Linked DNA regions of Homo sapiens: all the other regions are linked to region 3. Evidence: chromatin loops called from intact Hi-C (ENCODE). Cell type or tissue: dorsolateral prefrontal cortex. All regions are shown on one strand. Each heading gives the region's core, and the rest is flanking DNA. Links, peaks and the distances in the headings are about the cores only.

What was found. A loop is a pair of places that touch in the nucleus more often than their neighbours do. Peaks named below come from ENCODE experiments on the same cell type or tissue, not always from the same donor. Only the 100,000 strongest peaks of a DNase experiment are listed, where the experiment ranks them.
Region 1: a loop joins it to region 3, with 3 times the contacts of the local background. A loop is called at or near these places in 48 of 110 quality-filtered maps.
Region 2: it touches region 3 in a loop (6-fold over the local background); 87 of 110 quality-filtered maps call a loop at or near these places.

The regions. Positions count from the first base shown.
Region 1 is chr20:723,225-733,861 of GRCh38, forward strand. No RefSeq gene overlaps it. Among named protein-coding and RNA genes, the nearest start is that of SLC52A3, 40 kb to the right of the region's middle. In dorsolateral prefrontal cortex, for the core only: a CTCF peak has its summit at 5,343 (motif pointing left); a DNase peak (open chromatin) is centred at 5,327; H3K4me3 peaks cover 1,201 bases; H3K27me3 peaks cover 3,095 bases.
Region 2 is chr20:556,338-566,974 of GRCh38, forward strand. No RefSeq gene overlaps it. Among named protein-coding and RNA genes, the nearest start is that of CSNK2A1, 18 kb to the left of the region's middle. In dorsolateral prefrontal cortex, for the core only: CTCF peaks have their summits at 5,549 and 5,754; a DNase peak (open chromatin) is centred at 5,544.
Region 3 is chr20:639,915-650,551 of GRCh38, forward strand. It overlaps SRXN1 (sulfiredoxin 1), which reads right to left. Exons shown (of 2, transcript NM_080725.3): 2 at 6,701-9,003. The coding sequence ends at 8,800. Among named protein-coding and RNA genes, the nearest start is that of SRXN1, 8.0 kb to the right of the region's middle. In dorsolateral prefrontal cortex, for the core only: a CTCF peak has its summit at 5,776 (motif pointing left); DNase peaks (open chromatin) are centred at 2,736 and 5,757; H3K4me3 peaks cover 741 bases; H3K27ac peaks cover 2,936 bases.

The sequences.
Region 1 (10,637 bases), core at 1,755-9,754, 84 kb after region 3:
TCAATGCAGGTGGGACGTCAGTGGGAGCAGAGGGCAGCCTCCCTCCCCAGACCCCTGAGGATGAGTCTGTCTCCCTCCTTGGTGCTAACTTCTCTCTCCTTCTTACATCTCCACTTCTTTCTTCTTCCTTTATCTTCTCTACCTCCTTCTCTCTTCTACCTTTTCCCTTCTTTTCCGCTTTTTCCTTTTTTCATCTTCATTCTTCTCTTTTCTTTCGTCTTTCTCTTCCCCTTTCCTCCTCTCTTTGTCTAGTCCTTCTTCCCCCTCACCTCTCCTTTTCCTCCTCTTCCGTTTCATAATGATTAAGAGTATGGCTTCTGATGTCAGCCTCCCTGGGTTCGAATCCCTGCTGTGCCACACACTGGCTGCGTGGCGTTGGGCAAGCCACTTAATTTCTCTGTGCTTTGGCTTCCTGAGCTGTACAGTGGGATGCTAACAGTGTCTCTCTTGAAGGGTGCCATGGGTGCCAGGTGAGCGTTAGCTGCTTATCATTCGTGTTCCTTCCTCCCCTCCTCTTCTTCTCCTCCTGGTCTTAGAAGTCTGTCTCCCTCCCTCTCTCCAAGCCCTGTGACTCGCCTCTTACGTCTCTCTGCCCAGCATCTTGGGCCTGTCTCTGGCCCCTGCCCTGCTGCTTCATCCTCTCACTGCACGCACAGGAAGGAGAGCCCAGGCCTGGGGCCAGGTTGCCCCATGAACAGTTGCTGAGCCAGGTGGCTGGAGCTCTTCCCTGGGGCCCCGCCCACGATGAGTTCAGGAGCTGCCTTTGTGCACCCGTGACAGCCTCTCCTGGCGCCTCATTTGGCAGAGCTGTGCATCTGGCCCAGTTACTGTGGTAGCCTTGGAAGGCAGAGTGCTCTGGGGCTTCCTTGTCATCTACCTGCGTGACCCTGCATGAAGGGTATGCCCAGCCCTCAGCTGGACTGCCAGCCCCACAGGCACCCTTGGTGCCCACCACACAGCAGGAGCTCATCCACAGATGGGCACAAATAGTGATACCAGACAGTGCCTCTGAGTCCTTGCTGTGCTAGGCACTGTTCTAAGTGCAAATTCCGTTCATCTTCACAGCAACCCTTGCAGTGGGGGCTGTTAACCCCATTTTAGAGATGAGCAAACTGAAACACAGAAAAGCATAGGAAATTGCCCAAAGTTGAATGAATGAATGAATGAATACAATGACAACTTAGGAAGGAAGGCATTTTACTGAAGAGTGACAGGCCCACGGTCACACAGATAGTAAGTGGAAAAAAATCAGGGCTGGAACTCATGACTCCAACATCACCTCCCACCTGTCCATAAGCCCAGTGACAGCAAGGCTGGCACTCCCTCACACTTGGGGTTGAGGCCAGTAAGAGCTGCATTTGTGGAACACTGGCCAAAGCAAACCCTCTGTGCTGAGGGCACTTCAGCCAGTGTCTCAAGCCTGTCTGCACTTCTTCTTTTTTTTTTTTTTGAGACAGACTCTCACTCTGTTGCCCAGGCTGGAGTGCAGTGGCGCAATCTCGGCTCACTGAAACCTCTGCCTCCCCGGTTCAAGCCATTCTCCTGCCTCAGCCTCCTGAGTAGCTGGGATTACAGGCACGTGCCACCATGCCCGGCTAATTTTTGTATTTTTAGTAGAGATGGCATTTTGCCATGTTGGCCAGGCTGGTCTCAAACTCCTGACCTCAGGTGATCTGCCTGCCTTGGCCTCCCAAAGTGCTGGGATTACAGGCGTGAGACACCATGCCCAGTCAACTGAAGTTCTTTGAGAGTACTGTTCCCATTTTCCAGATGAGGAGCCTGAGGCCCAGCGAAGGCGAGCAACATGGCCAAGGTCACACAGCCAGTAGGTGTGATTCCAAAGTCCCACTTTCTGTCTTCCATCAGGTAGTACTATCTGCCTTCCACTATGGAGGGAATGTCCCATTGGGAGACGCCTAGGATGGGGGCTAAAGAAAGACAGGCAGGCCCGACACCAGCCTCTCTCTCTTCTGTCTGCTGTCAACACTATATCTTGGTGCCATTCTGCCCACTATTTGTAGAGAGGCCTGGGTACCAGCCTCTTCACTTTGTCCTGGAGGCCAGGCCAGGCAAGGATCACTGTACCCACTTTTCTTTCCTTCCTTCCTTCCCTCCCTCCCTCTCTTTCTGCCTTTTTATTAAGGTATAAACCACACAAAATAAAGTACATAGAGCCAGGTGTGGTGGCTCACGCCTGTAATCCCAGCACTTTGGGAGGCCGAGGGACCCCCCAGCCAAAGCCTGGAGCTCAGAACACAAATGCTCCCCTTGTTGAGAGTGGGGAAAAAAATCTCTTTTCAGGTGCCAGCCTTAAAAAGAAAGAACAAAAAAGGTAACTCACAGATGACCGTGATATGTGACGTGCATCTGAGCCCTTCACACAACCACAGAACTAACTGTCTGCAGCTGCCACAACAGCTGACCCCTCTGCCAGGCAGAGTTTGCTATCAACCAGTAACAGCTCCCAGAGGTTTTGTTATCCCTCTGTAGAAATGGAGGCTTGAGGCCAGGTGCAGTGGCTCATGCCTGTAATCCCAGTACTTTGGGAGGCTGAGGCAGGCGGATAACCTGAGGTCGGGAGTTCGAGATCAGCCTGACCACTATGGAGAAACCCTGTTTCTACTAAAAACAAAAAATTAGCCAGGCGTGGTGGCGCATGCCTGTAATCCCAGCTACCAGGGAGGCTGAGGCAGGAGAATCACTTGAACCTGGGAGGCGGAGGTTGTGGTGAGCCGAGATCGTGCCATTGCACTCCAGCCTGGGCAACAAGAGCGAAAGTCCATCTCAAAAAAAAAAAAAAAAAAAAAAAAAGAAATGAAGTCTTGATTGACTGAAGTAGGAGGAGCCAGCGCACAGGCTTTGGAGGCAGAAGAGCTGGGACCAGCTCTGGAGGTTTGGGAACATGACTCCACCTCCCCGAGCCTCGTACTGCTGACCAGATTGCTTTTGCAAGCATTGTACTACATCTTCACACAATGCTGGGAGGCAGCTGTTACCAACCCCATCTTACAGCCGGAGACCCTGAGGCTCAGGGAGGTAAGGGATGTGTGCAGAGACATGCACAAAGTGGAAAAATGTGAAAACAGACCTCATCGTGCAGTGTTATTGTGCAATTTGAATTGAATGAGGGATAAGAATGTGAATGGATGCAGTCCACAGTAGGTGCTTAAGTCTTGCATGGGGTCTAATAGCCGGTGAGTGGCAAAAGGAGAACTTGTACCCAGATCTGCCTCACCCCAGAGCCCACCTCTGAGCCTCTTCATCCATGGGAAGCCATCATCAGCATGGTGCCTGGCACCGAGTGAGCCTTTGAGAAAGGGTAACTGGGTCAAAAATTATTTTCAGAAAGTTGAAAACATGGATCTTATACAAATGTATAGTGAGCACATGTCAAAGTGTTATTTAACTCATTAAGGATGGAACCGGTAGGATGGCAAAGCTGACTCAAAGGAGGATAAAATGGCAAAGTTAGCTACGACATAGGTTAATGTCTTACAGGGCACCAAAACCATAAGCTTTAGCGTTATTTCTTCTACAGGTCAGAAATCATTTGCAACTCGTGCACTTTTTACAAGTTACCAGGTAACTTTGCTTAGGATCAGGTGACCCAGGCTCATCGGACACTGCCTTCGCTTGATATTGAAAGGGCACACAGACACCCTTTTTGTCTTATTTCCAAGTTTTGGATATTTTTTCTTTACAGTTATTATCATTCCACTTCTCTCTGACGAAAGGCTGTTCACAGGCCTCACAGGTTCCCAGGAGCCCAGGGACACGCAGACCCCACCCCACCCATTCACACAAGGACTCAAGGACAGAGCCTCTACCCACAGATGAACTTGGGTGGTGCACAGGCACACGAGCTTGATGGCAGGGCACGCCCAGGCTGAAGGGGCCGGGTGGGAGCTAAAACGTGTGGTCTATGGTAGCCCAGCCTCTTTCCTCAGCAACCACGCCATGAAAAGATCCCTACATTATTTGTCAGGTAAAATAAAGCGACCCGTAGCTAGTGGCGCGAGATTCTATCCAGCTTAATACGTGTGTATGTGCAGACACATTTATGAGTGTGCATGCAGAGAAAACTCTCTGGGGAAATACCCCCTGAACTGACAGCCATGGGGAGTGAGGGTGAAGCGGAAACAATCTTGTAAAAGAAATTCAAAAACCGAAGCCCACTGCATTGTTTAAATTGGTTACGTCCAACTTGTTTTCCTGTGTTATCTGTCGCCTGTTAATACACACACACAAACACACACATAATAGAATGGGATAGAATATCTATATATATCTAATATATATAATATCTAATATATATAATATCTAATATATATAATATCTAATATATATAATATCTAATATATATAATATATATATAGAGAGAGAGAGAGAGCGAGAGAGAGAGAGAGAGGGAGAGACGGAGTTTCGCTCTTGTTGCCCAGACTGGAGTGCAATGGCGCGATCTCGGCTCACCGCAACCTCCGCCTCCCGGCTTCAAGCGATTCTCCTGCCTCAGCCTCCCGAGTAGCTGGGATTACAGGCGTGCGCCACCACGCCTGGCTAAATTTTTTTTTTTTTTTTTTAATTTTTAGTAGAGACGGGGTTTCTCCGTGTTGGCCAGGCTGGTCTCGATCTCCCGACCTCAGGTGATCCGCCCGCCTCGACCTCCCAAAGTGCTGGGATTACAGGCGGGAGCCACCGCGCCCGGCGGGATATTATATTTCCATAAGGCCCTCCGGGGGCCTGGGAACGGACTGGTGCTTGCGTGCGGGGCTTTTCCACTGGTTCCCTTCCGTACTCGGGCTTCCCCCGCTGTTGTTACTCCCTCAACGGGAACACAACTCCACCGCCGCCTCCGGGACACACCCCCGCCGCGTGGGCCGGGGTCCGGGACGCGCGCTCAGCTCGGCCCCGCGGGGGCGGCGCAGGAGGGAAGGGGGTGCGGACCCCGGAGGCGCCGCAGGAAGCCCTCGCCCACCCTTCCCGGCCGGGCCGGGTCCGCAGCTGACGGTGGGGGTGGGGAGCAGACGGGCGGGGCGCCGGCCGGCTTGGGGGTCCCCTGGTCCCGTCCAGGGGGCTCGGGCCGACTCCGGGCCAGCTGCGGAGGCGGGGGAGGGGACCCCGCTTTCCATGGCAGTGCCGAGGCGGCGCGCACAAAGGCGCCGCGATCAGCGCTTCATCGGTTCGAGTCAATTATCTGAGGCGCGGAGGCGGCGGGCGGGGCGAGGCGATTCCCCGGTGGGGCTGCGGAGCGCGGCGCCGAGACTCAGAGGAGGGGGCGCTGGGGAAGCGGCTTCTCCGTCTCCTGCTCCGCCCCGGGCTTCGTGGCGAGGCGCCGTCGCCCCCTGGTGGGGCCTCATCCATTCCTCGCTCACTCGCTCGTTCACCTTTTTCTCAACCTTACAGCGGGTGGCTCTACGGTACGAGCTGAGGGTGAAGTGCTGAGAACAGGGCAAGCGGGCCGTACCTTTAAATGCCCTGTCGGGAGCTGGGCCCCTCTGAGTGGCCAACCTCACCAGGAAAGGGCGCTCAGCCTCGCGCTGCAGATGGACTTGGAAGCAGACCGTCAGAATGCAGCCCTCCCTGCACGTGATAGAGTAAGGGCCGCACAGGGGATGAGGGCCCGGGGAGGCCCTTCGGGAGAGGAAGAGTCCCAGATGGCTCTCTGGAGGAAGTCTGGCCTAAGATGACCAGGTGAAGGGGTGGGGGTCCAGGGAGATGAGGGCGTTGCAGGTAGAGGTTTCAGCTATTGCAAAGGGGTTGCAGTACGGGCAAGTAAGGTGCACTCTGGGGAGAGTAACCTGTACTTACTGTGCGAGGGGAAGGGAGGTGATCAGTGAGGTAGGTAAGTGGGCCAGGGCCAGATGGCACAGGGCCACCTGCAAGCGTGGGCTGAGGGTGGGTTGTCAGGTCGTTTCATCATTTCCAGTTTATCCTTCTCCCCTTTAGATTTGGAGAGGATTTGGCTGCCCTCACCCTTGTAAGGGTTTAGGCATCATTCGCCCTTGACTCCTGTCCAGTTGTCTCACTGGTCTCCCTGTATCCCTTATTTTGCCCTTCAATCTGCCTGCACCCATCCTCCAAAATGACCTTTTTAAAAGCAAAGCTCGGTGGCACTACTTTTCAAAATCACAAATGCACAGGATCTGTAACCTGCTGGTTGCACATGACAGAAACCGCATAATAATCATGGGTTAGGCCGGGTGTGGTGGCTCAAGCCTGTAATCCCAGCACTTTGGGAGCCTGAGGCAAGCGGATCACTTGAGATCAGGAGTTCGAGACCAGGCTGGCCAATATGGTGAAACCCTGTCTCTACTAAAATACAAAACTTTGCTGGGCGTGGTGGTGTACACCAGCTACTCAGGAGGCTGAAGCACGAGGAGAATCGCTTGAACCCAGGAGGCAGAGGCTGCAGCGGGCTGAGATCACACCACTGCACTCCAGCCTAGGTGACAGAGCGAGGCTCCTTCTAAAAAAAAAAAGAAAATAAAAAAAAAGTCCTGGTGTTAGAGGCATTTTTCTTTTCCTCCTCCTCCTCCTCCTGCTCCTCCTCCTCCTCCTCTTCTTCTTCTTCTTTTCTGAGACAGAGTCTCCCTTTGTCACCCAGGCTGGAGTGCAATGGTGTGATCTTGGCTCACTGCAACCTCCACCTCTTGGGTTCAAGCGATTCTTCTGCCTCAGCCTCCAGCTAATTTTTGTATTTTTAGTAGACATGGGGTTTCACCATGTTAGCCAGGCTGGTCTTGAACTCCTGACCTCAGGTGATCCACCCGCCTTGGCCTCCCAAAGTGCTAGGATTACAGGTGTGAGCCACCACACTCAGCCAATAGAGGCATTTTTCTGTCATGTAAATAAAGTCTAAAGCAGGCAGTCTAAAACTGGCATGGTGCTCTACGGTTCAGGAACCTAAACTCCTTTTGTCTTATTATGCTACCCCCTCAGTACATGGTTTCCACTTCATGGCCCAACATGGCTGCTCAAACAGCAGCCCTCACATCTGCATCCCCAGATGGAGAGTCTTTTTTTTTTTTTGAGATGGAGTCTCCCTCTGTCACCCAGCCTGGAGTGCAGTGGCCTGATCTTCGCTCACTGGAATCTCTGCCTCCCAGGTTCAAGTGATTCCCCTGCTCAGCCTCCTGAGTAGCTGGGACCACAGGCACGTGCCACCACACCTGGCTAATTTTTTGTATTTTTAGTAGAGATGGGGTTTCACTGTGTTAGCCAGGATGGTCTCGATCTCCTGACCTTGTGATCCACCCACCTCGGCCTCCCAAAGTGCTGGGGTTACAGGTGTGAGCCACCGCGCCCAGCCCCCAGATGGAGAGTCTTTTAGTCATTAGAAAGGAGAAAGGAGCCAAGGAGGGAGGGAGGTTCCCTTAAAGACTCTTTCGGAAGTCACATACAATCTTCTTGTTGATGTTCCATTGGCTAAACTTGATCACATCACTACACTAAGCTACAAAGGAGGCTGAGAAATATGATCTGTGTTCTAGGCACCATGTGTCCAGATGAAAATTGAGGCTCTTATTTCAAAGAAAAAGTTCAGTCCATGGCCAGGCGTGGTGGCTCATACCTGTAATCCCAGCACTTTGGGAGGCCGAGGCTAGTGGATCACCTGAGGTCAGGAGTTCGAGACCAGCCTGGGTAACATGGAAAAACCCCGTCTCTACTAAAAATACAAAAATTAGCCGGGTGTGGTGGCATGTGCCTGTAGTCCCAGCTGCTCAGGAGGCTGAGGCAGGAAAATTGCTTGAATTTGGGAGGCACAGGTTGCAGTGAGCTGAGATCACGCCACTGCACTCCAGCCTGGGTGACAGAGCAGAACTCTGTCTCAAAAAAAAAAGTATCAGAAAAAGCGCAGTCTGGATATTGGGAAATGACCATCAGTCTATGCATGCTCAGGAGTTCCATGTCTAGCAGTGTGTCCTATAGGTTTGCTTAACCCATGTGACATTTGACACGTTTACAAGGTTATTCACTGCAGCATTGTGACAGCAAAAGACTGGAAACAACCTAAGTGTCCTGTAATAGGGGACTGGTTAAACAAATTATGGGACATTTATACAATGGAGAATGATGGCCACAAACACACATGAGGAAACTCTCAATGCAGTGATATGAAATGGTATTTAAGATGTTTCACTTTGGAAAACAGTTTGGCAGTTTCTTATAGAGTTAAACATACATCTCTCCTATGACCCAGCAAGTTCACCTCTAGGTTTTTGCTCAAAATAAAAATATATATGTATATATAGCTCCACAAGGACTTCTATGCAAATGTTCAACAGAGTTTAACATGTGATAGACAACAATTGGAAGTGACCCAAGATCGAACAGCCAATGAATGGATAAACTGGTGAGTCAAATATTACACTGGAGTTTAAATGAGTGATCCAATGTCTGCAACCACATGGATGAATCTCAAAACATGCTGAATGAAAACAAGCTGGATACAAAAAATAGCATGTTGTAATGATGCCGTTTATATGAAATTCTAGAAGAGGCAAAACAGACCAATCTATGATGACAGAAAGCAGAGCAGTGGCTGCCTCTGGGGTGGAGGGATGGACTGGGAAGGAGCATAAAAGAATTTCTTGGGATGCTGGAAATGTTCTGTATCATGATTGGGGTGTTGATTACACAGGTGCATTTCACTGCATGTAAATTATACCTTGATATTTTTAAAAAGCAGGGTGCAGAACAATGTTTAAATTATGGAATCCGGTATGTTTAAAAAGCAAGGAAATTTGCTTGTATCTGCATTGACTGTCTAGAAGAGACTTGTAATAGTGATTGTCGGTGGGAGAGGAACTGGGTAGCTGGGGGCTGGGGAAAAGGGACACTTTGGGCCATACCCTGTTATACCTGTTGAATCTTAAACCAGTTGAATGTACTACCTAATTAAAAACTAAAACTGAAAAGATCAGTTAGATGCACACGTGACATCACCACATTCATGTTTTAAATCTCCTAATGGCTCTTCCCGGCAATCTGGACGAAGTTCAGACTCTGAGCTGTCCTGGCCTTATGTGGCCCCACTCAGGCAGCATCCTCTCCAACCACTTTTCTGTTCCCTGCAGAGACAGCTCAGTGCCTGGCTCCCTCTGGTTGGCCTAAGTGCATATGTGCCATTCCCTGAGTGCTCAGCTCCTCGGTGAATTCTCCCCAGCCCCCTGCCTGAGTTGGTCCCTCGGGTCTCACTGGACCTGCTGCACTTTGCCTTCCCCCTTCCTCATCTATCAGATCAACACGTGTTTCCCAGAGCTCTCTGTGAGCTGGACCCCAGAGTCCTGGAGATGTGTGGGAGCCACTTTTATGGGGGAACCTGCTTCCTTGTTTCTGCTTCAGACAGCAGGCTTCTCCTGCCCTGAGACTCCCAGCAGCGTCTCCTCTTCCCAGGCCCAGATCTGGCCTGGGGTAGAAACTTTGATAAAATGTGCTGTCTTTAAGTTAAATATGGCTCCATAAAGAATGCATTCCATGACAAGAACCAACAGAGCCCTGGTTTCTTAGAAGATACAGAGAAAACACACTGTTGTGGGAGAATTGTGTCTGCCAAAAAGATACATCCCAGCTCTAACCCTGGGACCTGTGATTGTGACCTTATTTGGAAACAGGGTTTAGGCAGATGTAGTCAGGTCAGGGTGAGGTAATACTGGATTAGAGTGGGCTACTCCAATGACTGGTGCCCTTAAAGAGGGAAACAGACAGAGGAGAACACCACGTGACCACAGAGGCGAAGATGGGAGTGATGCATCCACAAGCCAAAGAAGGCCAAGGAGGCTTGCAGTCATAAAAGCTGGGGAGAAGCGAGGAAGTGTCCTCCCTTAGGGCTTTCAGAGAGAGCATGGCCTTGCCAGCACCTTGATTTCAGACTTTTAGCCTCCAGCACTGTGAGAATACATTTCAGTTGTCTTAACCTACCTGGTTTGTGGTTATTTGTTCTTTTTTTAAATTTTTTATTTATTTATTTATTTTTGAGACAGAGTCTCACTCTGTCACCCAGGCTGGAGTGCAATGGTGTGATCTTGGCTCAGTGTGACTTCCACCTTCTGAGTTCAAGTGATTCTCCTGCCTCAGGCTCTGGAGTAGCTGGGATTACAGGCACCTGCCACCACACCTGGCTAATTTTTGTATTTTCAATAGAGACGTGGTTCCACTGGGTTGGCCAGGCTGGTTTTGAACTCCTGGTCTCAACTGATCCGCCTGTCTTGGCCTCCCAAAGTGCTGAGATCACAGGCATGAGCTACCGCACCTGGCCTGTGGTTGTTAACTGTAGTCCCAGGAAATGAATACACACACAAAACCAGTTAATACCTAAGACAATTCCAGCTAGTGGCAAGTGCTTTGGAAAAACAAAACAAAACAAAACAAAACAAAACAGGTGAGAAGGGCGTGGGATAGAGAGGGACTGGGAACGGTGCCACATTAGCCAGGGTGGTCAGGGAAGCCCTCTTGGAGGAGGAGGCATTTCAGTGGAGAGGAGAAGCCCAGCATGTGAGGACCAGGCAGAGGTGCTGGTGAGGGGGCACTTGGTGGGCGTGAAAGCTACTGGATGCAGCTCTGACGATGGAGGATACCTGACTGGGATTTTGGAGGAAGTCTCCAGGAATGAACCGGGAAGGGGCTATCCTCTCTTT
Region 2 (10,637 bases), core at 1,410-9,409, 83 kb before region 3:
GGAAATGAGATGGGAGAGGTTGGCAGGATCCACTACACCCTGTAGAGGAATCTGATTTAAGAACAATAGGGTTTAAGCAGGGGAATGATTTCGTAAGGTTTTACATTTATCAGCCAGGTGCGGTGGCTCACGCCTGTAGTCCCAGCACTTTGGAAGGCTGAGATGGGCGGATTGCTTGAGCTCAGGAGTTCAACATGGGGAAACCCCATCTGTAAAAAAATATACAAAAATTAGGCTGGGCGTGGTGGCTCATGCCTGTAATCCCAGCACTTTGGGAGGCTGAGGAGGGCAGATTATGAGGTCAGGAGATGGAGACCATCCTGGCTAGTAGTGAAACCCCTGGCTAGATGGTGAAACCCCATCTCTACTAAAAATACAGAAAAATTAGCCGGGCGTGGTGGCAGGCGCCTGTAGTCCCAGCTACTCGGGAGGCTGAGGCAGGAGAATGGTGTGAACTGGGAGATGGAACTTGAAGTGAGCTGAGATCATGCCACTGCACTCCAGCCTGGGTGACAGAGCGAGACTCCGTCTCAAAAAAAAAAAAATATATATATATATATATAAAATACAAAAATTAGCAGGGCGTGGCATCATGCACCTGTATTCCCAGCTACTTGGGGGCTGAGGCAGGAGGATTGCATGAACCCAAGGAGTTGAGGCTGCAGTGAGCCGAGATCACCCCACTGTGCTCTAGCCTCAATGACAAAGTGAGATCCTGTCTCAACAACAACAAAAAAAATTTTTTTTATTTATAAAAGACCTCTTTGGCTGCTGGGCCAGGAGCAGGGAGGACAGGAGGCAGGGGTAGGAGTGGAGGTGTGGGAGGAGAGGAAGCAGGAGAGGAGTGGAGGTGTGGGGGCAGGGGAGGCAGTGGGTGGGCCAGGAGAGAGGTGATGTGGCATGGGCTAAGATGGAAGCAGTGCAGATAAAGAGAGGTGGATTGACTTGGGACATATTTTGGAGCTGGAGTTCACCACAGGGAAACTGAGGCCCAGTGCTTCCAAGGATAGCGCTCCAGCTCTCCCAGCCCAATGGAAGCTTTTAGATACTTCTGCACTGTGGGGGTCACTTGTGGGTGGTTGCATTGGGGGACGAGTGGCCAGGACAGGTGACCTCTGACTTTTGTCTGGTGATGCGTGAGTCTCAGATTGGGCTTTGAAGGAGCCATGGGTACCTTGCTGGGCAGGTGGAGCATGTCCTTAGAGGATCATCCCACCATCCTCACGTAACCCTGCAGGTCTCTTCTCTCTGAGTCATAGTTCTCACACTTGTAACATGAAGAGGGACAGTACCCACTTAGGCGACATCACCCCCTTCTTACAGATGAGACAACTAGGCCAGGTACAGTAGCTCATGCCTGTAATCCCAGCACTGTGGGAGGCTGAGGCAGGCAGATCGCTTGAGCCCACACATTTGAGACCAGCCTGGGCAACATGGCAAAACTCTGAATCTACAGAAAATACAAAGATTAGCTGTGTGTGGTGGCATGCGCCTGTAGTCCCAGCTACTTGGGAGACTGAGGTAGGAGGATCACTTGAGCCCAGGAGGTGGAGGTTACAGTGAGCTGAGATCCACCACTATACTCCAGCCTGGGAGACAGATTGAGACTTTGTCTCAAAAAACAAAAACAAAAACAAAACCACCACCACCACCACAACAAAAAAACCCAAAAGAAAACAGATGAGACAACTGAGCCTCAGTGAAGGGAAGTGGCTCTTTAGGGTCATACAGGAGTAAAGACACAGCCAAGACTAGCACCCAGGCTAGAGCCTGGGCTGTTGACCTTTCTGCTTCATCATTTGCCTCCCATACCTTTCCTGGGCTCGTCAGTCCTGGGGATGCTCAACTCACCCAACACTGTGTTTCAAGCCCAGGGAATCCAGGATCGGTTAGTTCAGTGGTTAGGGGTATGGGCTGCTTGGATTCTATTTCCAGCGCCACCAAGGGGCCTTATTCTGTCTGAACCTTGGTTTTCTCCTCTGCAAAATGGGGCTAACAGTGCATACCCTTGTAGCACTGTTACAAGGTAGGGGAACTGTACAGATGTAATGATTTGTGTATGTGAGTCATTTACAAGCCTTTGGAGTGGCTGGCACCCATCATTGTTTGCTGTTGCTGTGATTATCATGCCATTGGACTGTGGCTTGAAACCCTACAGGCCCAAGGCTCCCTTTAATAGTAGTTATAATGCTTCTTTTCTAAAATAAAATACATGAATAACATAACCTGCTGACGCACATAATTTTTTTTTTTTGAGACCGAGTCTCACTCTGTCATCCAGGCTGGAGTGCAGCGGCACAATCTCGGCTCACTGCAACCTCCGCCTCCTGGGTTCAAGTGATTATCCTGCCTCAGCCTCCCGAATAGGTAAGATTACAGGCGCATGCCACCATGCCCAGCTAATTTTTGTATTTTTAGTAGAGACAGGGTTTCACCATGTTGGCCAGGATGGTCTCGATCTCTTGACCTCGTGATCCTTCCGCCTTGGCCTCCCAAAGTGCTGGGATTACAGGAGTGAGCCACCGCGCCCGGCCATGCATAGTTTTAAACATAAATAATGTCCTAGTTGTAATTTAAAAGAAAATAAAGTGAAAATAATTTAGAATAAATTAATATGTAAATGTTCCAGGACAATGTGTAGAAACCATCACAAAGTAGTTGGGTGGGCTCTGCTCTGGGTGGAATCATTGAGAATCTGCAGGCTGAATTGGTAACGCCGCACTGGCGGCACATGCACTGTGACTGCATGGCTGTGATAGTCTGAAATGTGAGCAGTCTAGGTAAAGTTCTGAACCAAACACAATCCATTCTGTTCCCAATCGCTACAGACTAAATGTTTGTCTCCCCCAAAATCTTACGTCAAAGCCTAATCCCCAGCGTGATGGTATTAGGAGATGGGGCCTTTTGGAGGTGATTAGGTTATGAGTGCAGAGCCCTCATGAGTGGGATTAGTGCCCTTATAAAAGAGGCCCCAGAGAGCTCTGCTGCCCCTTCTACCATGTGAGGACACGGTGAGAAGCCATCTATGAACCAGGAAGCGGTCTTCACCAGACATGGAATCTGCCAGCTCCTGGATGTTGGACTTGCCAGGCTTCGGATCTGTAAGAAATAAATTTCTGTTGCTTATAAGCCACCAGTCTGTGTAATTTGTTACAGTGGCCTGAACTGACTAAGACACCAATTTATGTGAAGGTTGCTTTCCTGGCAGAGTCGCTGTTATTAAAACCAAGCAAACACACATTGTACTGGAAAAGGCAAAACTATAGAGACAATGAAAAGATCAGTGGTTGCCAGGGCTCAGGGGAGGGGAGAGAGGGATGCACAGGTGGAGCACAGGGCATTTTTAGGGCAGGGGACCTCTTCTGTATGATGCTGTAATGGTAGATAAAGGATGTATGTACTTGTCAAAACCCAGCATGGGCCGGGCGCGGTGGCTCACGCCTGTAATCCCAGCACTTTGGGAGGCCGAGGCGGGCGGATTGCCTGAGCTCAGGAGTTTGCAACCAGCCTGGCGCTACAGAAATCCTGCTTCAAATCCAGAAACCCCGTCTCTACTAAAAAACACAGAAAATTAGCTGCGCGTGGCGGCATGTGCCTGTAGTCCCAGCTACTCGGGAGGCTGAGGCAGGAGAATTTCTTGAACCCGGGAGGTGGAGGGTGCAGTGAGCCGAGATCGTGCCACTGCACTCCAGCCTGGGTGACAGAGCGAGACTCTGTCTCAAAAACAAAAAACAAGCAAACAAAAAAACAAAAAAAAACAAAAAATCCCCAGCATGGTAGAACTGTGCAACACAAAGAGTGAACTGTAAGGTAACTGTGGATTTCAGTTAATAATTGTGTGTCAAAATTGGTTTATCAATTGTAACAGATGCACCATGCATTTGCACTAATGCAAAATGTTAATAACAGGAGAAACTGCATGTTTGGAGAAGGAGTACAAGGGAACTGTCTATGATTTCTGTGTCATTTTTCTTTTTCTTTTCTGAGAGAGGGTCTTGCTCTGTCCCCCAGGCTAAAGTACAGTGGCACGATTAGAGTCCACTGCAGCCTCAAACTCCTAGGTTCAAGCAATCCTTTAGCCTCAGCCTCCCAAGTAGCTAGGACCACACACATGTGCCACCATGCTAGGGAAATTAAAAAAAAAAATTGTGGAGACAGGTTCTTGCTATCTTGCTCAGGCTGGTCTCAAACTCTTGGCCTCAAGCAATCTCCCCATCTCGGCCTCCCAAAGCACTGGGATTACAGGCGTGAGCCAGTGTGCCCAGTCTCTGCACAGTTTTGCTCTAAGTCTAAAACTTCTCTAAAAAAGTAGTCTATTAAACATAAAAAACAAAATGAAAACCCCCACACATTGTGTTTATATGTAAAATAGAATTCGGTCCTTGGCTCAGATAATTAAAAACAAGGTTTTTACCTACACTAATTACCAAAGGGAGATTTGAAAATCATGACTTGAGATGCACTGCAGGATGTCTGCACCCTTGCTCCCCTCCTGCATGGCCGGGGCACCCCCTGGTCACTGGGAACTCTCCAACACTCTTGGTGACATTGCCCCCTTGAGGATCTCTGCACTGGATCTTTGCTCCCTCTCCTGCAGAACCCACAACTGCTGACTTACTGATCTTGGGTGATGTCTGATTAAAAAGTCTCCCCAGGCTTAGGAAACTCAAGGTGCCACTGTGGACACAGCTCCCACATTTCAGCTTCCAGAAATCCTGCTTCAAATCCAGATCCCAGCACTCCCTCATTATGTGGACTTGAATGAGTCACATCAATTTATTGAGCTTCAGTTTCCCCATTGATGGGAAAAAGGGTGATTGATAATACCTGCCATACTTTATATTCATAATGAATATAATGAGTATATTCATTAACTCAGTAAATATATATTGAACACCTACTGTCTGTGCTGAGAATTCAACAGCGAGCAGAACAAACATCTCTGCCTTATTGGAGCTTATGGTCTCGTGATGGGGACAGACAAAAATCAAACAAATATATGAGATAATGTCAGTGATAAATAAAAATAAGGCAGAGTCACAGATGGAAAGAGGGTAGGGCAAGGGATCCTTGGTAAGTGTCGTCCTGGATGGCTTCCCAGAGGAGATGGCATTTGAACAGGGCTGGGAATGAAGTGAAGGAACGTGCCACGAAAGTCTCAGGGCGAAGAGGCAACAGCAAACACCAAAACCCTGAGGTGGGAATGTGCTTGGTGAATTCGAGAAACAGCAAGGAGGCCAGTGAGGCCGGTGGGGAGTAAGAGGGAAGAGAAAGTGAGGACAGAGAGATCTGGAGAAGCCAGACTCTGTAAGGAATTGGGGGTTTATCCCAAGTGCAGCAGGGAGAAAACTTGAAGAGTTATTTACTGGGGAAGGCTTCCTGTGTTGTGTGCCCTTGCAGGTGAGAAAAGGTGATGAGCCCACTCTAAAGCCAACTCTATGGCCCATGACCGTGGTCTGGGACACTTTGAGCAGAAAGCGTCCTGTTCTCCTTGGAGTCAAAGGATTGGTGACAGTGTCTGCCATGCTGTAGTTTCCACAAAATACCACCAGGTGACGACTCTGGGTCACGCTTCTAACTTGTGGGTTCTTGATTCCTGGAGGGCTTTTGCTAAAACACAGACTGCTCCTGGCCCCAGCCTTCCAAAGCGCTGGATTACAGGTGTGAGCCACCACACCTGGCCTGACAGCCATGTTTTTAGCTTTTAAAAGCAAAACTTTGGCATTAGCACTATCTCTGTGAGAGGGGCCGATCATTCCTGTTTTCCAGATGGGTCTATGAGGCTCAGAGAGGAGAAATCATTGTCTCCATGAGCAAAAGTGATAAAACTGGCACTCGGCCCCCATGTCTGCCTGACTTCAAGGCCCCCAATCCTTCAGGGATGCCACACCCATGTGCCCAGTGAGGCTCTGGGAATTTTAAAAACTCATCCAATTTAATCCTTACAACTGAACAAATCCCATGCAACGTTAATGTCTCCATTTTAGAGATGAGAAAACTGAGGACTAGAACTGAGAAATAAGTCACCTGATGTCGCTGAGCTGTTCTAAGGCTGACATCATGCATTTTGGAGTCAGAGAGACCTGAATCTCAACTCTAGCTCACACTCTCCCTAGCTATGTTCACCTGATTTCTCTGAGCCACAGTTTAAGATGGGAATAAGAGCCCCTCCTGCTTGGTAGCTGTTGGTAATATTTATGAACAAATCTAGGCCTGGGGCCTCTTAGGCTTACAGTGGCACCAGCCTCTTCTGTTCTGGAATCAGGAGGGAAAGTGATTGACCCGGCATTGGCCATCCCTGGCCTGGCTGGGATCAGAAGGGTCCTGGAAGGATAGGCAGTACCCGGCAAAGACTGGGGAGGGAGCTTGCTTAGCAGAGGTGTGAGGGACCTCACAGGAGTCCCCACAGGGTGTCCAGGTAGGCATAGGTATGGACGGCTGGACAGGGACTCCAGTTGGCCAACCAAGAACAGGGATAGAGCTTGGGCTTTGGGGTCAGGCAGCTTGAAGCTCTGGGTTCCAGCTCCCAGATCTGTAAAGTGGAACAGTAATGACTCTTCCCTGTTTTGGATTATTGAGAGGACCCCGGGGAACAGTGGGCTCAGCTGGAGGGATGACATTCTAAAGTGTTCTCTGGGACCTTAACCCCAGTCTCACAGGAGATGGGCCTTTGACTGTGGCCTTTCTGAAACCTGAGAATGTTAATGGTCACATAACGTTAGTAACAGTGATGGCAGATAACATCTGTCATGGATTAGAGGCCACTGGGAGGTTCTCCCTCACAGTTCTGGGTTCTTTGGATCAGAAACATGGCACAAACACACAGCCAAGGGTGGTTTAGGGCCTTGCAACTTACAAAGTCCTTCCATAGCATTGCACTGCACCCTGTGTTAAGATAAATTCTCCAAGCTTTAAGCACTCTGCTAAGTGCTTGACAGGCCTTATTTTATTCTTCCAAAACACTTTGAAGTGGGTGTTGCCTTGACCCCCATTCTTCAGCTGAGGAAATGGGAGGCATAGTGAGGTCAAGTGACTTGCCTAAGGCTACTCAGCTGGAACGTAGAGCGCCTCATCCCATGCTTGACTCTGAGTAGAGCAAGGGTTGCACAGCAAGTCAGAGGCTGAGAGGGCCTTGGAAGGACCCGAGGCTCCCCTAGCCACTCCTGCCTGGCACCGATTCCTCCAATCCCACCTGGAAGTGGCTGGAAGTGAGAGGGAGAGGCGGTAGGGGTGCTGAGCCTGAAGGGAGGTTTCAGGACTCAGGCTAGGAAGGCAGAGAAGGAGAGGAGGGACGGAAGTGCCCCTTCCCCCTAGAGCCACTGAGGGGAGAGATAAAGGCATGAGGAGATGTAGCTGGGGCCAAGACAAGGAGGAAGAGAAGAGCTCAGGAGCTAGAAGGAACAACTATCTGGGGAGGAAGCCCCGTTCCAAGAGAGAAGGCCAGGGATGGGAAGGGGTGGGCCAGGCCCTTGGGCTGGGGTCCTGGGTCCCAGTTTTAGCAGGTAGCAAGACCCCGAACTGGATAGAGGGTTGCCTTCAGTAGATACCCTATCATTCCTGTGTTATGAGAGGTTGGGGCCACTTGAGGTGAGCCCAGGATTCAGCCTTCGAGGCTCAACACACTTGAGTCCAGCTGAATGACAGAATGAGCCATAGGACACTGTCCCAGGCCTGACTTCCTTCCTTCAACAAATATCTATGGAGGATTCACCAAGGGCCAGGCTGGGCTCCCAGCAGGAAACAAAGTCCCTCTGAAGAGAGACTAACACCTTCGTTAAGGAGCCCCCAATCTCATAGGAGAGATGGACAAAAAGCAGAAAATGAATTGGTATCCAGTATCACTTTTGGCTGTAAAGGTGATCAGGGGAAAATGAATGGATTGGAGTCTACCTATTTTGTGATGGCGGTCAGGGAGGGCCCCTCTGAGAAGGTGTCATCTGCACAGAGGCCTGAAGGAGATGAGGCAGTAGCTATGAATCTGGGGGAAGAGCATTTCAGGCAAGCGCAAAGGCCAGGGCAAAGGCCTTGAGGCAAGAAGATGCTGCTGTGGAGGAAGGAGGGCACCAAGCAAGGAGGCCAGTGTGGCTGCTGGTGAGAGATAAGAGAGTGAAGGAAGATGAGGGTAGAGTCCGGGGGGCAGATCACATAGGGCCTCAAAGGCCACTCTATGGATTTTAGCTGCATCTCATGTGACATGGACATTGAAGGATTTTTATGTGTGTGTGTTTGTTTGTTTGTTTGTTTTTGAGAGGGATTCTCGCTCTGTCACCCAGGCTGGAGTGCAGTGGCACATCTCGGCTCACTGCAACCTCCACCTCCCACATTCAAGCGATTCTCTTGCCTCAGCCTCCCAAGTAGCTGGGATTACAGGTGTGTACCACCACGCTTGGCTAATTTTTGTATTTTTAGTAGAGACAGGGTTTCACCATGTTGGCCAAGCTGGTCTTGAACTCCTGACCTCAACTGATCCACCTGCCTCGGCCTCCCAAAGTGCTGGGACTACAGGTGTAGGCCACTGTGGCCTGTGACATTGGAAGGTTTTGAGCAGAGGTATGTGTTGTGACCTGACTCAGGTTTTACCAGAATCCCCCTGAGAGATGTTCTGGCCACCACTGAAGAAGACTGGAGGGTAGAGCAGGCAAGGGCTGATGCAGGGAGCCCAGTGAGGAGGCTGGTCAATGAGCACAGCAGTTTGGCCAACGATCTGGGGTGCTAAATATCAACAGAAACAAAAATATTTATTGCATGCTTTCTGTGGGTCACAAACTATTCTAAGTGGTTGCTTGACATGGAATGCTTTTAATCTTCAGTACAGATTTTAGGTAGATCATATTTTTGTACATTTATGTCTATTTGTCTCTGGACTGATTTTTTTTTAATTGAGATGAAATTCACATAATATAAATCAACCATTTGAAAGTATACATCTCAGCGGCATTTAGTATATTCACGACATTGTACAGCCACACTTCTGTCTAGTTCCAAAATATTTTCAACACCCCCCCCAAAGAAACTTTGTACCCATCAAAGATAGATGATATTTTTATCCTAATTTTACAGATGAACAAGCAGAGGCGTGGACAAGCAGAGTCACGTGCCCCAGGTCACACAGCCAGGAAATGGAACAAGCTGGCCACAGGTGTTGGGAGGAACATGTTGACAAGCTGCCCAGGATGGCCTGGAGGCCCCTTCGGGGTCCCCCAGGTAATAGCACCAAACTGCCTTTTATTTTTATTTATTTATTTTGAGACAGAATTTTGTTCTTGTCACCCAGGTTGGAGTGCAATAGTGCAATCTTGGCTCACTGCAACCTCCGCCTCCCGGGTTCAAGTGATTCTCCTGCCTCAGCCTCCCAAGTAGCTGGGATTACAGGCATGTGCCACCATGCCTGGCTAATTTTTTGTATTTAGTAAAGACAGGGTTTCATCACGTTGGTCAGGCTGGTCTCGAACTCCTGACCTCAGGTAATCCACCGCCTCTGCCTGCCAAAGTGCTGGGATTACAGGCGTGAACCATCATGTCCAGCCCAAATTGCCTTTTAAGAAGGGCATGTCAGCCGGGCGCGGTGGCTTACACCTGTAATCCCAGCATTTTGGGAGGCTGAGGCGGGCGGATCACCTGACGTGGTGAGTTTGAGACCAGCCTGAACAACATGGAGAAACCCGTCTCTACTGAAAATACAAGATTAGCCGGGCATGGTGGTTTATGCCTGTAATCCCAGCTACTTGGGAGGCTGAGGCAAGAGAATCACTTGAACCTGGGAGGTGGAGGAGGTTGCGGTGAGCCGAGATCACGCCATTGCACTCCAGTCTGGGCAACAAGAGTGAAACAATGTCTCAAAAAAAATAAAAATAAAAATAAAAATAAAAATAAAAAAAAGAAGGACATGTCCTCACTTCTGGGCTTTTGTTTTGTGGAAGGGGTGGGATACATTTGAGGCCAGAAAACAGAAAGCACTGGGAAGGCTGAACAGTGGCCCCTGCACCCTCTCTCAGGATGGTGCACAGAGGAGAATGGGGACTCTGGAGCCAGGCTGTTGAGTTCAATTCCCTTCTCCCACCTTTCTTCCATGTTGTGAAGTTGGGATAATAAGAGCACCAATCTCATCAGTGTTGGGGGAAAGTGAATTTCCCATCAGTAGAGCTCAGCACTGCCCGTAGTATTTGCTCAATCAACAGCAGCCTGCATTCTCTTTGCTGCCCTCTCCACTCCAGGAAATAAGTTAAGCAGGTACCTAAATGCAATCTCAGTGTTGGGCCTCGTAAAACATCTGGGACAAGACATCCTCCATTACCAGAAAAAATGCAGTCATAAAAATCTCAAGGTTGACAGGATAGTGCCCATTTTTATTTATTTATTATTATTATTATTATTTTGAGAGAAAGCCTCACTCTGTGGCCCAGGCTGGAATGCAGTGGCACGATCTTGGCTCACTGCAACCTCCACCTCCCAGGTTCAAGCGATTCTCCTGGCTCAGCCTCCCGAGTAGCTGGGATTACAGGCACCTGCCACCACGCCTGGCTAATTTTTGTATTTTTAGGAGAGACAGGGTTTCACTATGTTGGCCAGGCTGGTCTCGAGCTCCTGACCTCTAGTGATCTGCCCGCCTCGGCCACCCAAAGTGCTGGGATTATAGA
Region 3 (10,637 bases), core at 864-8,863:
GAATAGCTCCTTTTTCAAGTTATGTCCTGATCCGGATCACTTCTTTCTACCCGTGTGCAATCCACCAAGCATCACCTGGGGCTCTGGTGACAGCAGCATCCCCTTCACCTTCTTTCTCTTCCTGCTCCACTCGGCAGCCAGAGCCAGACCATGTCCTTCCTCTGCTCAAAGCCTCACAAGGCTCCCAGCTCACTTGGAGAAAAAGCCGAAGTCCTCACCCAGCTATGAGGCCCCTCCCAAGCTGATGACCCTCACCCCTCCTCACCCCTCCAGCCTCGTCACCTGCCCAGCCACAGCCCTTCTCCCACCTCCACTGACCCCACCACACTGGCCTCCTTGCTGCTTCTTGAACACTCACTCTGTGCAGGCTCCAGCTCAGGACTTTTGCATATGCTGTTCCCTCTGCCTGGAACACATCCCTCTGACACCCACAGGGCATTTTTCCTCTCATTGCCCAGGTCAATGCCCCCTCTCAGAGAGGCCCATCCACCTTACCTAAATATTTCCTAGCTCATTCTTCCTCCCTCCCCTGCTTTTCCCTCAGAGCATATATCACTACCAGACATCACATTTTACCTTTGATACATATGTTGTGTGTGTCATCGCCTGTCTCCCAGAGTGGACTTCAAGAGGACAGAAGTTTGCGTCTGTTTTGTACTCTGATGGCTCCAGTGCCTGGAATGGTACTGATTTGCAGAATGAATGTCCAGGGGTGTGTGTGAAGGGTGGAGGGCAGTCACTCCCAGCCCTGCCCAGCCTCACTGTGGCCCCTCAGTCCCCTCTCCGGATATAGCTTTTCTCTCTGCCTGCCCCACCCTCTGACCCTCAAGGGCAGGCCAGGGCAGCAAGCTTGTCCCTTAGGAGGGAGGTTTCCAGCTGCAGGGCAGACCTTCCTCCTATACCTCCATCCCAGGTAAGCCCAACTGGAGCTGCCCTCTCGTGGAGGGTACTCCAAGGATGAAGGGCCTTAGGGGAAGAGCCACCCTGAATGTCTCTGGGCAGCCAGGAACCTGCTCACAGCCTCCGCGACCTCATCGGGAAAGAGGCAAGACTCATGAGAGTGAATGGCCCACGGGGAGTTACTATGCTTGTCCCCTTTTACAGATGAGAAAACTGAGGCTCAGAGAGGTGAATCTGTCTCTAGGGCAGCTGGAGCCTCTGTCCCCTCCTCTGTAAAATGAGGAGAATAACTCCTCCCTCCTAAGGTTACCTTGAGGATTAAATGAGCTAAATAAAGCCTTTAAACACAGAGCTGTGTCTGGCACATAGGAGGTGCTCAATAAATGTTGGGTACTCTTGTTGTTCTGACAGGTGAACTAACTTTCCAAGGTCTCACAGTTAGTAAGTAACACAAACAAATTCAAACCCAGATCTGTCTGAATCTAAAGTGATTCCCAGAGGGGGGGCAGTGGCTCACACCAGCACTTTGGGAGGTCGAGGCAGGAGGATCACTTGTGCCCAGGGGTTCGGGACTAGCCTGGGCAACGTGACAAGACATTGTTTGTCTCCGCAAAAAACTTACAAAATTAGCCAGGCATGGTGGTACGTGCCTGTGGTCCCAGTTACTTGGGAGGCTGAGGCTGGAGGATGGTTTGAGCCTGGGAGTTGGAGACTGCAATGAGCTGTGATCACACCACTGCACTCCATCCTGGGTCAGAGAGCTAGACCTGGTTTCGAAAAAAAGTCAAATAAATAAAGAAAGTGACTCCTGTGCACAACCACAAAATAATAACAATAACAGCGACGACAACAGCAACAACACCTCCGAGCAGTAACAGCATTTTCCACTGCAGACGGCGGCGCTGAGGGTACAGGGATAAGATCATCCGGTGACAGGGATCATCATCCCTGCCTGGCATAGAAACCCGGACATCGGACCCTGCCCTCCCGCTGCTTCCGCAGGGACAGGGGGCAGCCAGCAGAGCCTCCCTCTGGGGGTGCCCCCCAATCTGGTTGCCTGGGACGGGGGCCCAGCGGGGGTGGAGTTGCCTGGGGGGGGGGCCCAGCGGGGGTGGAGTTGCCTGGGGGGGGAGGCCCAGCGGGGGTGGAGTTGCCTGGGGGGGGGAGGCCCAGCGGGGGTGGAGTTGCCTGGGGGGGGGTGCCCAGCGGGGGTGGAGTTGCCTGGGGGGGGCCCAGCGGGGGTGGAGTTGCCTGTGGGGGGAGGCCCAGCGGGGGTGGAGTTGCCTGGGGGGGGCCCAGCGGGGGTGGGGTTGCCTGGGGGGGGAGGCCCAGCGGGGGTGGAGTTGCCTGGGGGGGGGAGGCCCAGCGGGGGTGGAGTTGCCTGGGGGGGGGTGCCCAGCGGGGGTGGAGTTGCCTGGGGGGGGCCCAGCGGGGGTGGAGTTGCCTGTGGTGGGGGGCCAGCGGGGGTGAAGTTGCCTGGGGGGGGCCAGCGGGGGTGGAGTTGCCTGGGGGGGGGCCAGCGGGGGTGGAGTTGCCTGTGGGGGGGGGCCAGCGGGGGTGGAGTTGCCTGGGGGGGGCCAGCGGGGGTGGAGTTGCCTGGGGGGGGCCAGCGGGGGTGGAGCACCCTGGACGGCCCCGCGGAGCCCCCTGCGGGAGGCGAGGGCGGCCCTCGGGCTCTGGAAGGGGCCGCGCGGCCTGGAAGACATTACACGGCTGTCGGGCGGGGGGCGGCGCTCGCAGTTCCGGAGGGGGGTCCCGGCGGCGGACGCGCGGGGTGAGGGGACCGCCCGGCCACAGAGCGCGCTTTGTTCTGCGCCGCCCCCGGGAGCTGGAACCAATGGATTGGCGGCAGCTGAGGTCATCTGTCAGGCGGAGCCGGGGGGTCAGGCCCGGGGAAGGGGCCGCGAGGGAGGGCGGCGCGCGTGGGCCGGCGGGGTGCGGGTGGACGAGCCGGGGGCCCTGCGGCAGGTGGCTACGCTGCTTCGGTCCTCAGTTTACCCGTCTGTCCAACAGGAAAGATCATTTCTGCCCTGTCCACCTCTGGGGGCTAATGTGAGAGTTAAAGTAGGGGAGCTACAGTGATGATGATGATGACGACGGAGGATGACAGCCTTCCCCTAATCGCAGTCTCTACTTCGGGTACCATAGAAGTGCTAAGTCAGGGGCTGGACGCAAATGTGCTTTGTAGCCTATAGTGCGTGCCTGTGTGGGAAGCGGGATGGATGTTTCACCCCACCCTCTTTCAGCCCAGGGAAGTCAGTGGCTCCCCCTGATTGCCTGCCTTGACCCTGGGTGCCAGGCTTGGTCTGCCTTCTCCAGGGGTGATAGGTGCAGCTGCCCAAGCCTGAGCCCAGGAACCCATTGCAGCCTGTCCTTGGAGCCTTCTGGTCCAGGGTAGGGCGGGACTGGAGTGACCCAGATAGGTGGGGTTTTTTTTTCTGACTGGGGGTAGGTCAGGGTCTCAAGGCTCTCCTTTGCCTCCTACAAAAGGACAGCCCTTTCTTTCATCAATTCACTCATTCATTCATTCACACTGCCACCTGCCTGTGCCTCACAGTTCCCATCCATGAGATAATGAGGCTTCTAAACATTTGATACAGGGTCCCCCAGGGAAGGAGATCATCAAATACAGGGAGGCCCAGAAACGGCCCAAAATGCGTGTGTGTGTATTTTTGGGGAAAGGACTCATGGCTTTCTTGTGTTCTCAACCACGTTCATGATCCCAAACAAGGCTAAGAAGTACTGGTTGGAGTGCAGGGAAGGCAAATAGGCTCCCAAACTCCACCGGAGAGGGTGGCACTTGGAACAACCACTTTGGAGAGCAATTTGCCAGGGTCTTAGAAGATGGAAATGGGCGTATGCATCAGCCAGGCAGCTCCACTCCTGGGTATACAGTTGAAAGAGCAGGGTGATGGCGGGGGCCGTTCGCAGCCGCAAATAACTGTAAGCCCCCATGCTTCCATGAACATGATCACGACTAACAAACGGCTACATTCACAGCCTGGAACACCACGCAGCGGTGAAAAAGAATGAGATAGACTCAGCTGGAATTTATTCATTTGACAGATATTGATTAACACTACTATCTTTTAGGCACTGTTCTTAGCACTGAACCTACAGTGATAAACAAGACAGATTGAGTCCTGCCTTAAGAACGTACATTTGGCCAGGCACGGTGGCTCACACCTGTAATCCCAGCACTTTGGGAGGCCAATATGGGAGGACTGCTTGAGGCCGGGAGTTGAAAATCAGCCTGATAAACATTGTGAGACCTCATCTCTACAAAAGAAAAATAAAAAATTAGCTGGGTGTGGTGACACACACCTGTAATCCCAGCTACTCAGGAGGCTAAGTGGGAGGATTGCTTGAACCCAGAAGTTGGAGGCTGCAGTGAGCCACGATGGTGCCACTGCATACTCCAGCCTGGGTGGTAGAGCAAGATCCTGTCTTAAAAAAAAAAACAAAAAAAGCAGACACAGAAGAAAATTTGGGAGAGTGTGACAAATGCCATGAAGAAAATAAAACTGGATAAAGGGACGGAATGATGGGGGAGGGGGCTGTTTTAGACGCTATGGTTGGGAAGGCCCCTGAAGAAGTGACATTTGGGCACAGACCAGAATGAGGGAGACTGGGAGACAGGCACGCACGAATGGGATGGACGGCTGGGGCACAGTGCCAAGGGAGAAAAGCAATCCACAAAACAGCGCAAAAAAAGAAAACATTTTTTACTTAAACGCACATTCATTACTATTAAATTAGATAAGAGTCTGGGAGGCTCTATGCCAAATTCATAAAGGTAACTGTCCCAAGAGGGCAAAGGAATAATCAGGACTAGGTTTTGTGGTGGGCTTCCGCTTGCCTCTAATACTTTAAATTTCTAATATTTAATTATTTAACATTTTAATATTTTAATGTTTAAACGGTAAATATGGCTGAATGCAGTGGCTCATGCCTGTAATATCATACTTTGGGAGGCCAAGGCGGGAGGATCACTTGAGGCCAGGAGTTGGAGACCAACCACCCCAGGCAACAGAGCAAGACCTGGTCTCTATAAAACGTTAAAAACAAAATTAGCTGGGTGTGGTGGTGCCTGTAGTCCTAGCTACTCGGGAGGCTGAGGCAGGAGGATGGCTTGAGCCCAGGAGTTTGAGGTTGCAGTGAGCTATAATCAGAACATTGCGTGCCAGCTTTGGTAACAGAGCAAAACCCCATCACAAACAAACGAACAAACACATTTTAAAAAGTAAATATACTTATATAAAACTTGTGAAATGGCTGGGCATGGTGGCTCACACCTGTAATCCCAGTGCCTCGGGAGGCCGAGGCGGACAGATCACCTGAGGCCAAGAGTTCAAGGTCAGCCTGGCCAACATGGTGAAACCCCATTTCTACTAAAACAACAACAACAAAAAGCCTTGTGAAATGAAAACAAAAAAAAAAAAAAAAAGGAAATTTAAATCTACCACGGTCAAGTGGGTGGGTTCCAGGGCGGTGAAGGCACATACTGCCTTTCACTGGAGCCAAGTTCCTGGGGGCAGAGGTTTTTTTGGGGAGGGACACTGTAGGTCATGGTAGCCCAGCCAGTAGGAGCCCAGAAGCTTCTTGGAGGAGGTACCACCTTTGCTGAGCCTGAGATTCTCTGGCCCAGCACCCCCAGTATAGACAGGAATGGGTAGACATGTGCGCAAGGTTACAGAACAAGAGCTGATAAATAGAACCTGAACTCCAGACTCATCCCGGCTGAACCCGGGTTAACTATCCCGCCTCTTTCAGCCCTGCGCGTGCATCCAGCCCCTTCCCACAGCTGTAGCTCTTGCAGGCCAGAGGGACGGCCCTGCCGCGGGGGCCGGAGAGCAGCGCCACCTGCTGCTGTAAGAGGGAAACGCAACTTCCGGCTACCAGCAGGTTACACCCTTTAAAACCCAGCTCCTCTTCCTTAAATGATCAAGCAGTACCCCTCTACTCCGAATCTGTTCTGCACCTCCTTCGCAGTGCCTGGCAGGGCCCTTAGCGCTGTCTGGTTGGGTCTTCTCTGCAAGAAGGAAAAGTTGTTTCAGGAGGGGGCGACCATCTTCACTCTCATTCCAGCCCAGCGGGCACAGGAGGAGTTTACTCACAGAAGACAGGGGCACCTCACCTTCGCTACAAACCTTAGGGGTACACAATCCATTTGACAGCCTGGAAGAAGTCCCCAGGGAAGGGACAGAACCGCCCAAGGTCACACAGTTAATGAGTAGACAAGCTGGGGGGAATGAGTAGACTCATTCCACTGGGGATGGAAGTGGGGAAGTCACCGTATTTGAAAATAACTGACGCAGTTATTAGCAGCTCTTAGCATGTGGTCCCTGAACAGCAGCATCAGCAACATCTGGGAACTTGTTAGAAAAGCAAATTATCAGGCCCTGCCCCAACTCGCCTCAATCAGAAACTCTGGGGGGCCGGGGGCAGTGGCCATGTCTGTAATCCCAGCACTTTGGGAAGCTGAGGCGGGAGAATCGCTTGTGCCCAGGAGTTTAGGACCAGCCCAGAGAACACAGCAAAACCCTGTCTCTACAAAAAAATGAGAAGGGCGCACCTGTAGTCCCAGCTACTCAGGAGGTTGACGTGGGAGGATCACTTAAGCCCCGGGAGGTCAAGGCTGCAGTGAGTCATGATCGTGCCACTGCACTCCAGCCTGGGTGACAGGGCATGACCCTGTCTCAAAAAAAAAAGAAAGTGGGGGTGGGGCCCAGCAATCTGGTATTTAGCAAACAAGCTTGAGACCCTGAACCATTGGTCTAAAGGAATTGCACACCCCCCCTTTTTTTTTTTAAATTAAATAAACTTTTATTTTGGAATGATACTAGATTTACAGAGAAGTTGCAGAGATAGTACAAAGAGTTCCTGTATACCCTTCACCCAGCCTACCCCAAGGTCAACATCTTACATCACCATGGTACATCTGTCAAAACCAAGAGACTGAAATTGGTATATTAACTAAAATTCAGACTTTTTTCAGATTTCCAATTTTCCCACTAATGTCCTGTTTTTGTTCCAAGACCCAATCCAGGATGCCACATTGCACTGAAGACACTCTCCCTTTTCAATTCTATTACTGGTCACCTCAGTCAACTTTCCCGGGGAAAGAGAATGCATGGGAAAAGCTCTTGTCCTTATTATTGAACTGGAGAAACTGAGGCTTAAAAGTGCCGAGTGACCAAGTTCCCTTAGAGGGCAGTGAGAACAAGGCCTGCCTTACTCTGTTCCCTTTCCCCAGGGACTCTTGGTTTTCAGAAGCCCCTCTGGAATGTCCTACCTGGCCTAACCCCATACCAGCAGTGCAGACAAGGAGGCACTCCTACTACAGTGGGTCCAGCCCATGGAGAGACTCACTTCCTGCCCCAACACCTCTTCCCCTAGACCCTGAGGGCCAGGACAATGTCTTAGTGCCTTCCAACTTGGCAGAGTGAGGCCCCATGAGACAGAGAGAAAGGGGGAAGAGGGAAATACCTTTATCCAAATAAATACCCATCCAAAATTATTTGTGATAGGTGAAAAATGGCCACAAGCTCTTTGTGGTTCCCCTCATCAAGACATGTAGTCTGTTTCTCATCCCTTGAATCTGGGTAAAGCCTTGTGATTTGCTCTGACCAAAAGAACTTAGCAGAAGTGACACTGTCCTAGTCCCAGTTCCAGGCCAAGAACTCAAGAAGTCTTTCAGCTTCTACTCTCACTCTCTTTGGAATCCTGAAGCCATCATGTGAATAAGCCTGAGCTAGCCTGCTGGAGAGGCCACATGGAGGAGAACCAAGCAATTCCAGCCAACAGCCTGTCACCTGCCAGGCAAGTGAGTAAGGCTATCCTAGACCATCCAGGCCCAGCTGAGGTAACAGCTGACCTTAGCTCCATGAGGGATCCCAGGTGTGAGCAGCAGAACTGCCCTGTTGAGCCCAGCCCAAATTGCCAACCCATAGGATTGTGGGAAAATACAGGGTTTGTTTCTAGCTGCCAAGTTTGGGGATGGTTTGTTACACAGCAAAAGCTAACTGGTACACAATTCTGCATTTCTCTCTTGGTAATGGGATCCCAGTTTTATTGCAGGAGGCAGTGTGCCAGTCTCAGTAGATGGAACACGATTGGTCTATTCAGCCATGACAATTCTGTTCCCTGCTGTCTTAGCTTTGTTTGCAGCTAGAGGTGCAATGGTAGCTGGCTCGGGCCAAGGGCATCTAAGTGAAGATATGCAGAGGGAGAGAGCAGGAAACAGACTTCTGACGAGGTTTTACTTTCTGATAGAAGGTGACGGGTCCAGCTAGTTTGGCCCTTCCTCTTCCTCCACCCCTCCTTCCTTGAACGCAGACATGATTCTTGGGGATACAGCAGCCATCTTGGGACCATGAAGTAACGAGCACTGAGATTAAGGCAAAAGGATCCAAGACGTGACCCCTACCTTCGTGGAGTTGTTGAACCAATACCATTAGCCACCCATCTCCAGAATCCATGCTATGTGGAAAAACAATCTTCTGTTTGTTTAAACCACTGCAATCAAGGTTTTCCTTTCCTTGCAGCTGAATGTAGTCCATATAAGAGGTTACATAGACAAAAATGCAGAGGGATCCTTGTCCTTGGGAATTTGGAGCCGGCAGCACGTGGCTCTTCAAGCCCATCTCTGTTCTCCTTCTCGGTAATGCTTCAAGGGTAAGGCCATGATCCTATTGTCACAGAGGTGGGAACTGGGGCTCCCACACTGTACAGTGAGTCCAAGGCCTTGTAGCTGGTGAGAGGGGTGCCCAGAGTCAGACCCTCTCGCCAGGTGCAAAGAGAATGCACCCCTGCTATCCCTTCTGCATGGCCCAGCCTGCTGGAGGCCAGGTGTGTCTTCTGGGCTCTTGAAGGTGGCAGCAGGTGCCAAGGAGGCTGCTACTGCAAGTCTGGTGTGGATGCTCCCAGGTACACCCTTAGGTCTGAGAGAGTGGACTGGACAAGCTTGGCGGGGATGGTCTCTCGCTGCAGTTGCTGGTAGGCCGCGTAGCGGTGGCAGCCCCCAAAGGAGTAGAAGTAGTCACCTCCCTGGGCCCCTTTGATCCAGAGGACATCGATGGGGGGCACGCTGTCTGGGTCCTCCTGGGGAGAAGAGGCACAGAGTCAATGGACATGGTACAAGGCTTGAGAGTTTGTAAAGCAGACTTTGTCCACTTGTGCTGAGCTCCTTATAAGGTGATCACACTGGACTACTGTGAGAGACAACTGTTAATTATCAGGAATTTTGTGAGCTGTTCGACATCACCTTGTAGCTTGAAAATCAGCCATGGGAGAGTATTTACACCAGAGAAATGGACAGATGCTACAAATCAGGGATTTCTCCCACACATGTATCAGCACACCACATGCACACTATCCAGCTGGCCCTGTTGTAGACCCTGGGAATACGGTACAGCTGGAATGTGACTGAATCAGGCCCTGGCTTCAAGGGGCTCCAGTCTAGTGGGGCAGATGGAACAAGAAGTAAATATTAGAGTGACAAATGCTATAATGACAATAACACAGGTGACAGGACAGAGATGGGGTCCACGAGGCCTCTCTGAGGTAAGAATGAAGCAGAGTACTTGGAAAGATAGAGAAGTGGGGCCGGGCACGGTGGCTCATGCCTGTAATCCCAGAACTTTGGGAGGCCGAGGCGGGTGGATCACCTGAGGTCAGGAGTTTGAGACCAGCCTGGCCAAAATGGCACAACCCTGTCTCTACTAAAAATACAAAAATTAGCTGGGCATGGTGGTGTATGCCTGTAATCACAGTTACTCAGGAGGCTGAGGCAGGAGAATCACTTGAACCCAGGAGGCGGAGGTTGCAGTGAGCTGAGATCGCACCATTGCACTCCAGCCTCGGCGATGGAACGAGAATCCATCTCAAAAAAAAAAAAAAAAGAGAGAAGTGGAATAGTTTCGATTAAGAGCTCAACTGCCTGGGTTCAAATCTAGCTCTGCTGCTTAACAGCTATGTGATCTTGGGCAATTCATCTTTTTGTGCCTCAGTTGCCCCATCTATCAAATTGGATGGAGATAACAGATCCATCTCATAGAATTTTTGGGTTAAATGGGTTAATATATATAAAGCACTTCAAACCATGCTTGGCACACGGAAAGTGCTCAGTAATGTATGCTGTGTATGACCTGAGGGAAGAACGTTCCATGCAAAGGGAACAGCAAACGCAAAGGACTTGAAACCAGAGCACGTTCACTGTGTAGGAGGCACAGCAAGGAGTTCACTAGAGTGGACTCCAGGGCTCCAGGAATGGTCAGAAAGGCCAGCAGGAGCCAGATGGTGCAGGTCTGCTTCTGAGAGCAGTGGGTGGGCCCTGGAGTGTTGGCAACAGGGGAGGGTGACATGATCTGATGCATGTTCTAGAAAGTTGTCACAGGAGAACAGACTTGGCAGGGTGGACAGGGCACAGGGCTGGAAGGCAGAGGGGAGGCCTCTGCAGGTATTCAGCAGAAGATGCTGGTCTGGATGATGGTGTGGTGGGGACAGGGAGAGGTAGACAGGTTTGGGACACATTTACGGGGCAGGCCCAAGGGGTCTGGCAGAAGGGGTGAATCCAAGGGCAAGAGAAAAGGGAGAATCTAAGTTGACTTCCTGTTAGGGGCCCACACAGCCAGGTGGAGAGTAGGTCATCCTCTAAACAGGGAAAGTCTGGGGCAGGACGGGTGCAGGGTAGAGCACTCTGGGGAGACCCCATTAAGTGTGAGCGGCGTGGAAGG